Linked DNA regions of Homo sapiens: region 1 is linked to region 2. A link is an interaction called in ENCODE POLR2A ChIA-PET data of the cell type or tissue named here. Cell type or tissue: CD4-positive, alpha-beta T cell. All regions are shown on one strand.

Region 1 (8,000 bases), 140 kb before region 2:
CATGATGGCACCAAAGAATCGTGGAGTTCCTAGGGACAGGTAAGAAGATGGCCTCTGCGATTATAAAAAGTCGAGAAACAACAGATGCTGGCAAGGCTGTGGGGAAATAGGAATGCTTTTACACTGTTGGTGGGAATACAAATTAGTACAACCATTGTGGAAGACAGTGTGGTGATTCCTCAAAGGCCTAGAACCAGAAATACCATTTGACCCAGCAATCCCATTACCAGTATATACCCAAAGGAATATAAATCATTCTGTTATAAAGATACATGCACATGTATGTTTATTGCAGCACTATTCACAATAGCAAAGACATGGAATCAACCCAAATGTCCATCAGTGATAGACTGGATAAAGAAAATGTGATACATATACACCATGGAATACTATGCAGCCATAAAAAGGAATGAGGTCATGTACTTTGCAGGGACATAGATGGAGCTGGAAGCCATTATCCTCAGCAAACTAACACAGGAACAGAAAACCAAACACCACATGTTCTCACTTATAAGCTGGAGCTGAGCAATGAGAACACATGGACACAGGGAGGGGAAAAACACACACTGGGGCCTGTCATGGGGCCAGGGGGAGGGAGAGAATCAGGATAAATAGCTAATGCATATGGGGTTGAATACCCAGGTGATGGGTTGACAGGTGCCATAAACCACCATGGCACATGTTTACTTATGTAACAAACCTGCACATCCTGCACACATATCCCAGAACTTTAAATTTTATTTAATTTTAAAAAAAGAAGTTGGCCTGTGAACATGTTAGCATAGTCAGGGCAATGACCTACTCTCCTCAAACATGGCACAGAGCTAAAGGGGCCAAGGGAAACATTTTAAAATTTTTTCTAAAATCTGCTCTTTCTTAATCGGTAGTCACCTTTCAGCCCTCTCAAGTATACCACTAAAATTTTTCATTTGGGATGTCAAAAACACACAAAGGTTGGTCCTGTTCAAAATGTATAATCTCACAAATAAAAGGAGGCTAAATTTATTTGACTAGACACCATATGCTCATAAGCAACTGCTTATGCAAATTGTCAAATTATTATATCTTAAAATGGATTTGTGGGAGGTAGAGGGTGGAAGGAAAGAAGCAGGTTAATTTAGCTTTATGCTATTTGAAGCCAAGAAAACAGGTCATGTGGAATTGAGCTGGAAGAAGGGTTGAGTTTTTTCATTTCTTCTAGAGTCAAAAGAGAAAATCAATCTGAGATATAAAAAAGGGTAAAGTCTCTTTGATTTCTACAACCCAAAATGCCCAGGCGCCAATGCATGCAATGAAAGACTGCAGGCATCTTAAACTCACCTACAAATATTTACTTTGCCAGCTAATCTTCAATAGTAAGAAGAACTCCCATTAATAATTTAAACGAGCCTTGGCCAGAAAAAAAATTCAGACAAATGAAGGGGTTAGCAGGAAAGGATCATCAAGGTTAGCTGTGAAGGTAGGTAGGTATGTTTATACTACACATTCATATAAATATATCCCCACATGTGGATGCCAGTGCACAGAACAATGAGATGGGTTTGCAAGAAACCCATCCTGCAAGATCAGAGACAAGTCTACCTGGTGAGTTATAAATGCTGGCGACTTCACATACTTCCCTGAAGACAGAAGTGGAAAATTGACGATAAAGGAGAGAATAAGTCAAATTCATTATACTGCTCACACTTATACACACTATTATGAAATGCAACGATCATTTTGGATCTTTTTAGTGGTTTCCTATTTTTCCTTTTTTGAGTTTTTTAGAAGCAAGAGAAAAAGAGAAGTCAGTTGAAAATGTTGTTACTGATGAGTGAAAAAGATATTAGGTTTTGCTGCCATAGTTACTTGCCAGAAAGTTCTTTTTTCTTTTCTTTTTTTTTTTTTCTGGAGATGTGCTATTTCACTTCAAAAAATGAAAGAGTTTGACAGGTGATTCTAGGGGATCTCTCACTTACAACAATTAGTATCTGGTACTGAGGTGGCCCTTAATGTCACAAAACAAAATAGGAAGTTCCTTTATAAAAATCAAAGAATATTAATTAAAATGCCTATCATAAATTTCTAAATTAAAGTCTGGCCTAAACACCAAAGCAAGCTATTTCAATCACTTCAACAAAAAAAACTAGCATATGAATCAAAGATGGTGGTTATTTGACTGGAAGCAGACATAATCCAATATAGCTGTATTAGTTTTCTATGTCTACTGTGACAAATGACCACAAATTTTGTGATTTAACATAACACAAAGTTATCTTTTCTTTTTTTTTTTTTTTTTTTTTGAGGCGGAGTCTCGCTCTGTCGCCCAGGCTGAAGTGCAGTGGTGCGATCTCAGCTCACTGCAAGTTCTGCCTCCTGAGTTCACGCCATTCTCCTGCCTCAGCCTCCCAAGTAGCTGGGACTACAGGCGCCCGCCACCACACCCTGCTAATTTTTTGTATTTTTAGTAGAGATGGGGTTTCATCGTGTTAGCCAGGATGGTCTCCATCTCCTGACCTTGTGATCTGCCCGCCTTGGCCTCCCAAAGTGCTGGGATTACAGGCGTGAGCCATTGCGCCCAGCCAACACAAAGTTATCTTTTAGTTCTGTAGATCAGAAGTCTGACATGGATCTCACCAAGCTAAGATACACTTGTTGGCAGGGTGCCTTCCTTTCTGGGGGATCCAAGGAGGAAGAATACATTTCCTTCCCTTTTCTAGCTTCTAAAGGTCACCTGCTTTCCTTGGCTCATTGTCTCCTTCCTCCATCTTCAAAGCTAGCAATGTTGGGCCAATTCCTTGTCTCACTGCCATCTCTCTGGTTCTCCCCTGTCTGCCTCCCTCTTCTACTTCTAAGAACCCTTGTGGCACTGAGAGCATCCAAATAATCAGAATAATCTCCCTATCTGATTAGCAACCTTAGTTCCATCTGTAACCTTAATTCATTCCCCTCTGTCATGTAACTTAACATATTCACAGGTTCCAAGGATTAGGACAGCCTTAGGACATCAGGATTTTAAGGACATCTTTGGAGCCCATTCTTCTTCCTACAATAGTAACTTTCGTTAGCTGGCAGAAATGAGGAGCTAAGAAAGACTGTAAATATTGCCCTTACAAATATAACCCTGTCCTCCAGCAGTTTTAGCAAGGCTTCATATGGCCCCAATATAGAATTTTACATATTATAGACTGAATTAAGAGATTCAAGAACCAACTTAATAAATGCCTCACATATATTGCACATTTGAACACCTCTGAAATGGAGATGCATCTTAAAATAGACGGCATATCATAATTTCATGGACAGTAGTTTTATTAATGATATATAATATAATGATTCATCTCAAAATTGATGGTGTCTTTGATTCTGTAAAGTACAATATGATATTTCTCAATTGTATTGGTCAGGCTAGGCTACACTTGCTGCTGTAACAAATACGCCTGCTGACCTAGGTAACAAGGGATTTATAGCTCATTCCTTTTTTAATTATATTTTGCTTTTTAGGTTTAATCAGGAAATTTAAAACTAAATAAAATATTGTTTTTGTCATCAGTTTTATGATAGAATATGAAGAAATAAGCCTATTTTATAATAGTTCATTTTGGTACAAGTCAATATATTATTTTGTAAAAGAATAAAGGTATTTGTTTCTCTATCTAATTGGAACATAAATTTCACATGATTCAATTATATATTTGGGTTTTGTTCATTACCCTAATTTCAGAGTCAGGTAACTAAGATAGACTGTTGTGGTAAGATCAGTAGTGTTCACCCATATCTGATTCTCTCCTCCTTGGGCACAGGAAAGACTGTACTTCCCAGGCCCTTTGTGGAAAGTTGGGCCACATGACTAGTTTTAGTCAATGAAATTGCAAGGAAGTAATTTTCAAGCTGAAGAATTTATGTGTGGGTGTGCTACTTCCAATCTACTTCTGCTGCTTGTGGGAACATTGAAAGCCAAATGCTGAGATGGTGGTGGTATAAAATAGAAGAAGCCTTGGTCCTTAGTCACTGCACAGGGAATATCTGCCCTGAGAGATTCTTTCCCACATAGGACTTTATAGGAATGAGCTATAAATCCCTTGTTACCTAGGTCAATAGGTGTATTTGTTACAGCAGCAAGTGTAGCCTAGCCTGACCAATACAATTGAGAAATATAATATTGTACTTTACAGAATCAAAGACACCATCAATTTTGAAATGAATCATTATATTATATATCATTAATAAAACTACTGTCCATGAAATTATGATATGCCGTCTATTTTAAGATGCATCTCCATTTCAGAGGTGTTCAAATGTGCAAAACTGTGTATTTTAGACTGGATGAAATATGGTATATGTCTAATTGTAAGGAAACCTAGAAAATTTTAAGACTTGACTCATTTTCCAATAAGAATATCAAACTTGAATGTTGAACTATTAGGAGTATAAGTCAAACAGATAAATTTCTATTTATAATACATTGTTAATTTAGTAACAAATTTAAACTTATGTTCCCATATTATATAAAATATTTAGAGCTACTGCTTTTTTCCCACTCTGAAATTTCATGAAATACAATTATTTAAACTCCTCACATGCATACAGACTAAGTGTCCTTGTCATGACTATGAGTTGTGCAACTCCTTACTTCCAGCTCATATTTTTCAGATAAAGCTCTCCTTGAAATCTGCATAGGAAACTGTCAGTACAAGTTCTGTCCTTTTCTTAGCCTATCTGTGCTATTGTCACAAAATACCACGGACTGGGTAATTTATAAAGAACATAAATTTATTTCTCACAGTCCTGGAGGCTGGGAAGTCCAAGATCAAGGCAACAGCAGGTTCGGTTGTGTGGTAAGGGCTGCTCCCTGCTGCCAACATGGCGTATTATTGCTTGATCCTCTGCAGTGAAGGAACACTGTGTCCTCACATGGTGGAAGGTAGAAGAACAAGAGGGATGAACTCACTCCATCAAGCCCTTTGATAAGGGCACTTAATCCCATTCATAAGGAGGGAGTCCTCATGAGTGAATTGCCTCTTAATGACCCCACCTCTTAATACTATCACACTGCCAACAACTGAGTTTTTGAGAGCAGACATTCAAGCCATAACAATCTTAAAGTACAAGTACAGTCATGCACTGCATAATGACGTATCAGTCAACAACGAACCACATATACAGTTGTGGTCCCATAAGATAATAATTAAACTAAAAAATTCCTATTACCTAGTGACGCAGTGTAAACACACATACTGCACTGTCAGTCATATAAAAGTATAGGGCATACAAGCATGTACAATATAATCATAATTATGTTACTACTTTACATATTTACTATACTATACTATTATCATTATTTTATAGTATACTCCTTCTACTTATTTAAAAAATGTTAACTGTAAAACCTTCAGGAGATATTCCAGAGGAAGGCATTGTTATCATAGGAGGTGACAGGTCCCTGCATGTTATTGTCCATGGAGATCTCCCAGTGGGACGAGATATGGAGGTGAAAGGCAGAAGGCCTAGGCTAATATGTGTGTTCGTGACTTCGTTTTTAACAAAGAATTCAAAAGTTAAAAGAATTAATGTTAAAAATAGAAAATGCTTATAGAATGATATAAAAAAGAAAATATTCTTGTACAGCTGTACAATGTGTTTGTGTTTTAAGCCAAGTGTTATAAAATAATCAAAAAGTTTTAAAATTAAATTGTATAAAGTAAAAAAGTTACAGTAAGCTGAGGTTAATTTACTGTTGAAGAAAAATATTTTCAAAATAAATTTAGTATAGCCTAAGTGTTATATATACAGTGCTTATATATAAAGTCTACAGTAGTAAACAGTAGTGAATATCCTAGACCTTCACATTCACTCACCACTCACTCACTGACTCACCCATGGCAACTTCCAGTCCTGCAAGCTCCATTCATAAGTGCCCTATACAGGTGTACCATCTTTTATATTGTGTTTTTACTGTCTATTTTCTGTGTTTAGATATACAAATACTTACCACTGTGTTACAATTGCCTACAATATGCAGGACAGTAATATGCTGTACAGGTTTGTAGTGCAGGAGCAACAGGCTATACCATGGAGCCTAGATGCGCATTAGGCTATAACATCTAGGTATGTGCAAGTATACTCTCTGATGTTTGCTTAAGGATGAAATTGCCTAATGACACATTTCTCAGAACATATTCCTGTCATTAAGCAGTACATGACTGTATTCACGTGAGTGATATTTGAATAGGTTTTTTGTATGTTGTTGTTCATCCTGTGTCTGTAATTTTTATAATATAACTACTTACTATTCTTTTTAAAGTGCTTTCCAAAGACTTGTTAACAAAGACATCCCAGTTTTTCAACCTACGCTAGGGCAACAGTCAGGTTCACAACCTCAGTACTGTAAGGCAGCATAGGATATGTTCTAAGAAAGGAGAAAAATGATCAGGGAGATTAGTCAAAGAGTCCTGGTAGGAGACATCTTCTCACGTCGAATCAAGGAGGACGTCTTTGAGCTGGGTCTTAAAAGATAAGTCCGATTCTAACAAGTAGACAAGAGGTGATAAGCACCATCTAACCATTCTATATCTGTTTTGGTAGTAATAGCTCCTGTCACTGATTGAGCGAAATACAGTAACAGACATGTATGTTACTGTATGTTAACATATGTGTTATATCAAATACATGTTGTCTCACTTAATACAGTAAATTTTTCAGATTGGTATTACTAACTGCATTTTATTGATGAAAAACAAATTTGAAAACTGCAGATGACAGAAATTATGTTCCTTAAAATCACAGTGCAATCACATGGGAAAGTCAGGACTCAAAGGCAGATCTGAAAGATTCCCTTTCATATGGCAGCTTAGCTTTCTTTGGCCATCATAACAATGTTCTCCAAGTGGTAAGCACATAAGTATGGAGCACAACTGTGAAACCTGCATGCATGGAAAATAAATTCATCAACTAAAGGAAAACCATACCGTGGTATATGCAGAGCACTGTCTGAAACACACATTCTATAAGGTTTTACTCTATTACATTTGTTTCTATCCAACCTTAAAGCTATGATTGATACTTATTTAATTTTCTGCTTAATTGATTTGTTCCAAATCTGAGCCATGATGACCCAAGCAAGGCCACTTAAGGATGCCCTCTGCCTTATTAGCATGACCTTTAGTATAATAACTACTATATGATTTATATTTAGCTAAGTGATGATCCATGGGATGACATATAGCCTTCCCAGGCGGTTTACTTATTTTGAGATGTCCGTGGGTGCTGGTTTTCCCCATGAATACCTGACGTTCTGGGACTAATTTTCCCCCTATTTATATTACGTTTGCTTAGGATGCCATGTCAAAGTGGCTTGTTGGGCAGGTGTTAGACAGCACCCAGCTTAATTTTTCAAATTGGATATAATCTTTGAAATTTTAGTTAGTGACTTGTCGTACAGAAGGAACACTCTAAATTATTAAATATGCCTCAGGGTGGAGAATCAGCACATCTTCATTCAGTATTAGATTCATTCTAATTATCCTCTAGAACTCAGAAATTAGTGAGAACTGCAGGCATCTTTATTCCTGAGAGCAAGTATTAGAGTCAGGTGGAAACACTATTATGAAATGCAAATGTAACTCAGTGGAATAAGTGACAATTATGAAATAAAACCACCATCAATTTATCTTTATAAATCAAGTCTTGAAGACATCTAAAGCTCCAGAAGTGACGGAAGATCTAGGAATGTGGAAGTAACCCCTGGCATTTGTTTGGTCTTCTTTTCTGAGAACTAAAGAGCCAGGCAGCTCCACCAGCTTCTCCATCTTGGGCTGGGCATTGGAGTCTGAGCTATCACCTTTTGTTGTATTATGCTCCAGTGGCCTTAGTGAGCACTAGGTCCTTTTAGATCTGCTGGTAGGGCTCTCTGCTACTCAGATGTGTGCACCTCCACCCCCAACTATAAAGACTGAAGAGAGAGGAGCTAAAAGATCCCTGTCCCTTATCTCCAAATAGCCAACTTTCCTCCTTGGAAAGGA
Region 2 (8,000 bases):
TAAAACTGAAAATCCACTCCAAAAGGAACTCTCAAAACCATGGAAATACATTGAAATTAAATAACCTGCTCCTGAATGAGTGTTGGGTGAACAATAAAATCAAGATGGAAATTTAAAAATTATTTGAAGTATAATAGTGACAAAACCTATCAAAACCTCTGGGATACCACAAAGGCAGTGGTAAGAGGAAAATTCATAGACTTAAATGCCCAAATCAAAAAGTCTAAAAGGGCACAAATAGACAATTGTCGATTTTAGGTCTTTCTTGCTCACATCAAAAAGTCTAAAAGGGCACAAATAGACAATTGTTGATTTTAGATCTTTCCCATTTTCTCCTGTGGGCATTTAGTGCTATAAATTTCCCTCTAAACACTGCCCTAGCTGTGTCCCAGAGATTCTGGTATGCTGTGTCTTTGCTCTCCTTCATTTCAAAGAACTTATTTCTGCCTTAATTTTCTTATTTACCCAGTAGTCATTCAGGAGCAGGTTGTTCAGTTTCCACGTAATTGGGCAGTTTTGAGTGAGTTTCTTAATCCTGAGTTCTAATTTGATTGCACTGCGGTCTAAGAGAGGGTTTGTTATGATTTCTGATCTTTTGCATTTGCTGAGGAGTGTTTTACTTCCAATTATGTGGTCGATTTTAGAATAAGTGCTATGCGGTGCTGAGAAAAATGTATATTCTGTTGATTTGGGGTGAAGAGTTCTGTAGATGTCTATCAGGTCTGCTTGGTCCAGAGCTGAGTTCAAGTCCTGAATATCCCTGTTAATTTTCTGTCTTGTTGATCTGTCTAATATTGACAGTGGGGCATCAAAGTCTCCCACAATTATTGTGTGGGAGTCTAAGTCCCTTGGTAGGTCTCTAAGAACTTGCTTTATGAATCTGGGTGCTCCTGTATTGGGTGCATATATACCTAGGATAGTTGGCTCTTCTCGTTGCATTGATCCCTTTACATTATGTAATGCCCCTCTTTGTCTCTTCTAATCTTTGTTGGTTTAAAGTCTGTTTTATCAGAGACTAGAGACTAGGATTCCAACCCCCCCCCCCACCTTTTTTTTTTTTTTTTTTTTTGCTTTCCATTTGCTTGGTAAATAGTCCTCCATCCTTTGTTTTGAGCCTATGTTTGTCTTTGCACGTGAGATGGGTCTCCTGAATACAGCACACCAATGGGTCTTGACTCTATCCAATTTGCCAGTCTGTGCCTTTTAATTGGGGCATTTAGCCCATTTACATTTGAGGTTAATATTGTTATGTGTGAATTTGATCCTATCATTATGATGCTAGCTGGTTATTTTGTCCATTTGTTGATGCAGTTTCTCCATAGTGTTGATGGTCTTTACATTTTGGTTTGTTTTTGCAGTGGCTGGTACCGGTTTCTCCTTTCCATATTTAGTGCTTCCTTCAGGACCTCTTGTAAGGCAAAATCCTCAGTATTTGCTTGTCTGTAAAGGGTTTCATTTCTCCTTCATTTTTGAAGCTTAGTTTGGCTGGATATGGAATTCTGGGTTGAAAATTCTTTCCTTTAAGAATGTTGAATATTGGCCCCCACTCTCTTCTGGCATGTAGGGTTTCTGCAGAGAGGTCTGTTGTTAGTCTGATAGGCTTCCCTTTGTGGGTAAACCAACCTTTCTCTCTGGCTGCCCTTCACATTTTTTCCTTCATTTCAACCTTGGTGAATCTGACGATTATGTGTCTTGGGGTTGGTCTTCTTGAGGAGTATCTTTGCAGTGTTCTCTGTATTTCCTGAATTTGAATGTTGGCCTGTCTTGCTAGGTTGGGGAAGTTCTCCCGGATAATATCCTGATGAGTGTTTTCCAACTTGGTTCCATTCTCCCCGTCCCTTACAGGTACACCAATCAAATGTAGATTTGGTCTGTTCACATAGTCCCATATTTCTTGAAGTCTTTGTTCATTACTTTTCATTCTTTTTTCTCTAATCTTGTCTTCACACTTGATTTCATTAAGTTGATCTTCAATCACTGATATACTTTCTTCCACTTGATTGATTTGACTATTGATACTTGTGTATGCTTCCTTCATGAAGTTCTTGTGCTGTTTTTCAGCTCCATCACATCATTTGTGTTCTTATCTAAACCGGTTATTCTAGTTAGCAACTCCTCTAATTTTTATCAAGGTTCCTAACTTCTTTGCATTGGGTTAGAACACGCTCCTTTAGCTCGGAGGAGTTCATTATTATCCACCTTCTGAAGCATACTTCTGTCAATTTGTCAAACTCATTCTCCATCCAGTTTTGTTCTCTTGCTGGCGAGGAGTTGTGATCCTTTGGAGAAGTGGCATTCTGGTTTTTGGAATTTTCAGCCTTTTTGCGCTGGTTTTTCCTCATCTTCGTGGATTTACCTACCTTTGTTCTTTGCTGTTGGTGACCTTTGGATGAAGTTTTTGCGTGGTCATCCTTTTTGTTGATGTTGATGCTATTGCTTTCTGTTTGTTAGTTTTCCTTCTAACAGTCAGGCCCCTCTTCTGCAGGTCTGCTGGTATTTTCTGGGGGTCCACTCCAAACCCCGTTTGCCTGGGTATCACCAGCAGAGGCTGCAGAACAGCAAAGATTGCTGCCTGTTCCTTCCTCTGGAAGCCTCATCCCAGAGTGGCACCTGCCAGATGCCAGCCAGAGCTCTCCCGTGTGAGGTACCTGTCGACCCCTGCTGGAAGGTGTCTCCCCATCAGGAGGCACGGGGGTCAGGGACCCACTTGTGGAGGCAGTCTGTCCCTTAGCAGAGCTCGAGTGCTGTGCTGGGAAATCTGCTGCTCTCTTCAGAGTCAGCAGGCAGGAACGTTTAAGTCTGCTGAAGCTGTACCCACAGCCGCCCCTTCCCCCAGGTGCTCTGTCCCAGGGAGATGGGAGTTTTATCTATAAGCCCCTAACTGAGGCTGCTGCCTTTCTTTCAGAGATGCCCTGCCAGAGAGGAGGAATCTAGAGAGACAGTCTGGCTACAGCGGCTTTGTGGCACTGCAGTAGGCTCCACCCAGTTTGAACTTCCTGGCAGCTTTGTTTATACTGTGAAGGGAAAACCACCTACTCAAGCCTCAGTAATGGTGAACACCCCTCCCCCCACCAAGCAACAGCATCCCAGGTCGACCTCAGACTGCCATGCTGGCTGTGAGAATTTCAAGCCAGTGGATCTTAGCTTGCTGGGTTCCATGGGAATGGGATCCGCTGAGCAAGACCTCTTGGCTCCCTGGCTTCAGCCCCCTTTCCAGGGGAGTGAACAGTTCTGTCTCGCTGGCATTCCAGGCACCACTGGGATACAGGGAAAAAAAAAACAAAAAACAAAAACCTGCAGCTAGCTGGGTGTCTGCCCAAACGGTTGCCCAGTTTTGTGCTTGAAACCCAGGGCGCTTGTGGTGTAGGCCCCTGATGGAATCTCCTGGTCTGTGAAGACTGTGGGAAAGGTATAGTGGCTGAGCTGGAATGCACTGTTCCTCATGGCACAGTCCCTCACAGCTTCCCTTCGCTAGGGGAGGGAGCTCCCCAACCCCTTGCACTTCCGGGGTGAGGTGACGCCCCACCCTCCTTCTGCTCGCCCTCCGTGGGCTGTACCCACATCTAACCAGTCCCAATGAGATGAACCAGGTACCTCAGTTGGAAATGCAGAAATCACCCACCTTCTGCATTGATCTCGCTGGGAGCTGCAGACCAGAGCTGTTCTTATTCGGCCATCTTGCCCTGGAATCGCCTTTTGAATTTTTATAAAGTAGAAGTCTCCACTGAGTACTTCCAAGTACTCAATACTGAGTTCATGTCCAAGTATAGTTATGAAATATTGAGCCCTTGCCTCTTCATCCATCAGAACGGGATATTATTACCAGCTGAACACAACTTTTGCTGCTGAAACTAGTGTTGAACTAAAAAACTGTCCAATTAAAAAATGCATACACATATACACACCTTAAACACACACATACACACACACATATATATACGTGAGTATATATTTACGTATGTATACACATACACACACACACACAGAGTTTTTATGGTTATGTGAGCTAGCAAAATAATGCCAAAATAAGCTTTATCTGTGGGAAATTATCTACTGTTGTCAGTTTTCAAAACCTTTTGAATATGTACTTACTCCCTGCAAGTTCAATAGTCAACTGCTTTAAAGCTTACTTAAAATGCAATTTCAGATATGTGTCAGGTCCAATTCATATGGAACACCCAAATGTTTCATTTTTTAAGTAATGTTAAACTGCCTTGCAACTCACATCTGTCATTAATCCTTCCTGTAATTTTGATTACTAAAGCAATTCTAAAAATAATAGAAACTACTCATTAGAGCTCAATAATCTTTGCACCAAAATGTCTTTGAAATAGCAATATAAATTAAAAGCAGCTGATCACCAAATAGCAAATCCAATATTGCAAAAAGTGGATTGGCCGATATTATCCCCAAACTCACAGTGTATGCATTTGTATGAGGCTTATGAGATGAAAGACATAAGCAAAGAAAGAAGAGAGGAAATGAAGGGCTGTGGGGCCACAAATCTTCCTTGAATCTCCCCTGAAGGAAAGCAGCCATAGCTAAGTGATTAGGTTTTAAAGGGTTTCTCAAAATTCAAACTAATAGGGAAGTGGAAACATCAACCAAACTTTAATTAAAATGCTAAGTGACTGCTGCATGTGGGAGAGACTGAGAAAATTGACACCCAAACACATTCTAATCAGAAATTCAATGTTCCAAATTTTCCACTCTTAGAAAGTTGGAAACCTAGTATGTAGGACAATATTATCAACTACATTTTGATCTTCCTTCTTCACTTGCCCAATAAAGGTACCAAAAACAAAGCCTATGATTTTTCTCTGAGCTAAAAACAATAAAATTGGCTGGTATGAACCCAAGATTAAAAAGCAGCACTCAGCTGAAAGTATCAAGTTTCATAATGATTATCATTAGTAACTGCAAATTCAGCCAGTTTAACAATCTTAAGGGTTTTCATATATCATGGTACAGGGTTTTTGCTTTTTCTAAACACAATTGTTAAGGTACAATTGACATAATACACTGCACATATTTTAAGTGTATAATTTGCCAAATTTTGATATATGTATATACCCATGAAACATGACACCATCTCTACAATCATGATAATGAGCATATCCATCACCCCCACACATTTCATCAGGCTTAGTGTTTGCTTTCTTAATAACTAAAACTTTGGGTGTTTTTTTTTTCATATAACTACCCAAATAAATACAGCACTACTGTACTAATAAGTATGTTCTATAGCATGTCAAAGGTTCATAATTATTCATTCGTGAGTAGCAGGGACTAGGGCTTATAAGAGTATCTGAGAAATAAAAAGTGTTCTCGTTAAACTACGGAATGGAAATTCAATTTCACAGTATTTTAAAGCAATAAAGGTCACACAATATTAACTGCTTATTTTTGATACTACATAACATTATTTATACAATGCACAATTAGTGGAAGTAAACTACTTTTAGAACTCTGGTGCCAACAATGTTTATTTCCCACATAGATGTACAAATTACTCTTAATTAAATTTACAAATTACTCTTTCCAAAAACCAAGCTTAGGAATAACTGACCAAGAAACTATTACTAACATAAGGGTTGCTTGTCTCTCATGTTGACTTGTAAGTCATGCACATCACTCAAAGTGCACTATTTAAACATGGATGTTATGGCAACTAAGCTTTTTTCCCCAGGAAAATCAGTTGAAGAGTAATAAATTGATCCAGAAACTAATTTTAACTTGAGAATTTTCCCCCTTCTCATTTCTTTTAAATTTAAGTCATATACATATCTCATTTCAAGTTACTTAAGGGTGGATGATATCACAACTAAAATTTTCAGTTCAAAATAGGTATAAAGTTGGGTGCTGGCCAAAATTGCCTATATTACTCTTGAGAGACATTCATGCGTCAAAAAGGAACCAGATCGGTTTAGAAGGAAAGGACTGAGTAAAACAGATGCCTCCCTCAACTGATCCAGTTAAAGTAAGCAATGGTAAAAGGGAACTGCCTGCTGTCTGCCAGGAAGAGAGCTGGGCTGCCGGATGCACCAAAAGTTGTTGGAGGAAATATTCTCCCCAAAAGGCTGCTTGTGTAGAAACAACAGCAAGAAGGGCTAGTTACAGATTATACTTGAGGGTGTTGTGCTTGTTTTGGGGTCAGGAAATTAAAGTTAGCTGACTGAATATTCTAATATTCATCAACCATTAAGAATTCTGGATTTGGTTATTGAGGTTCCTCTGGACTCTATTAAAAATCAGCTCACTTTTTATTATAAAACATCTCGATGAAAAAAGCCCTTTTAGGGGAAGGAAAAAAAACCTACAAGGTAGACTACACCCATCAAATTTTGCTCTTGCATTTTTTGCACTCATCCTAAAATACTTTATTTATTGAATAAATGAGATACAATAACTTAATAGGCTTAACACAAAAATCTTGCACTTTAAAAATTTTAGGAAGTCAACAATGACAATGTAAAGGGATCAGCATATCCAATTACATTTATTATTACTATTATTTACTAGAATAGCTTAGATATTCCCCTATCTCATACATTTAAATGAAGAATGCTATTCCATATTTCATGGGATGTCATTCAGTGTTAGCCAAACCATTAGCTTCCCTACTCACAAATCCACCAGAACAACACATTGAAAGAACAGAGTGGAATGATAAATTTAAATAAGTCTGAAAATCTAACAAGTATACTATTGTAATTTGAATATACTTTTACTGCTGACACTAATACGGCTGTAATATTTTAAATACATCACTTTTGTTTTCTTTCAAACAACAGTAATGTAAGAAAAAAGAATTATTTTTAAGAAGAATTTTTGAGTATTGTTGCCTTCTTCCTAACTGTTGTCTTCTTCCTAAATGTTTCTTGGCAATTCAGTCTTAAAAGGAGGCTTTTTTGGCCCCCTGCCTAAGCCAAAAAGAAACTGAGGGTTTCCCTGCAGCCTACTCATTCTAATATTTTATTAGTCATTTCTGATCTGTAAATATTAAAAACCAGATAGAAAGCACACGGATTCTTTTATGCTAACACATGCAGCAAAGCGGCCTTAGGAAAGTCATTTATCTCAGAATATTGACTTCATTACCATGATTGAAACTAATCAAAGTAACTATGTGCCCTTGCATTTTCTTCTCTCCTTATCCATTCCATCTCCCAAACTTTAAATATAAGATGGCCAGAAGCTCAGAGGCTTGACCTTATTGTGTGCAGAGAACTGACAAAGCCCAAAGTGAAGTCCAAGTTCAAATGTACTCTTTCTATATTTACCTAGAGGAACCTAAGCACAAGATTCCGAGAATCTGAACTGTTTTTAATATTAATTTTAGTATTAAAATTTTTAATATTTTAATATGCTTTCATGTTATACTTTCTCTTAAAAGATAAGCAGGAAGATTTTTTTTTTAACTGTGAGAAACTGAAAGAAACTGTGTTTTGAGGTCTGGCAAGGCAAAATAGAAAGAAATCATTAGTTTCTTCCAAATTGTTTTCATAACTCTCCACGGCGTAAACCACTGAATCCTATTAAATTAACTCGTCCCACTCAATAAACCCACTATCCCATCACAGATAACCACTGGAGAGAACTCCTAGACATAATATAGAAATAGTAGCTTTAATAAGAATACATAGATTGAGTTCAAAGTTGGACTCATTAAATCTATTGATGTTTTGTTTAAAATGACTCAAAATTGAAAGTAAAGATATGTTAAAATGATTAAATAAATCAGACAGAAATATCCATAAATAGGTATTAGTAGGTACAATATATAAATATTAGCTTTGCTAAAGGTGATCAGCTATTAAATGGCAGAAATTACAGTCACAATCTGAATTATTGAAAGTGTATTTTTAATATTACAAAAACCCACACATTTTAGTAAGAATTATTATTCCTGCTGGGCATGGTGGCTCACGCCTGTAATCCCAGCACTTTGGGAGACCAAGGCAGGTGGACCACGAGGTTAAGAGTTTGAGACTAGCCTG

Evidence for each region. ChIA-PET counts read pairs that join two places held together with the same protein. Peaks named below come from ENCODE experiments on the same cell type or tissue, not always from the same donor. Only the 100,000 strongest peaks of a DNase experiment are listed, where the experiment ranks them.
Region 1: POLR2A ChIA-PET joins it to region 2 with 6 read pairs; 2 of 35 experiments call an interaction of 5 or more read pairs at or near these places.

What each region holds. Positions count from the first base shown.
Region 1 is chr3:131,176,028-131,184,027 of GRCh38, reverse strand. All of the region lies in intron 14 of NEK11 (NIMA related kinase 11), which reads right to left. Among named protein-coding and RNA genes, the nearest start is that of NEK11, 150 kb to the right of the region's middle. In CD4-positive, alpha-beta T cell, no CTCF peak of the experiment used is centred here; no DNase peak of the experiment used is centred here.
Region 2 is chr3:131,037,492-131,045,491 of GRCh38, reverse strand. All of the region lies in intron 3 of NEK11 (NIMA related kinase 11), which reads right to left. Among named protein-coding and RNA genes, the nearest start is that of NEK11, 15 kb to the right of the region's middle. RefSeq lists an enhancer at 2,207-3,017. In CD4-positive, alpha-beta T cell, no CTCF peak of the experiment used is centred here; a DNase peak (open chromatin) is centred at 3,011.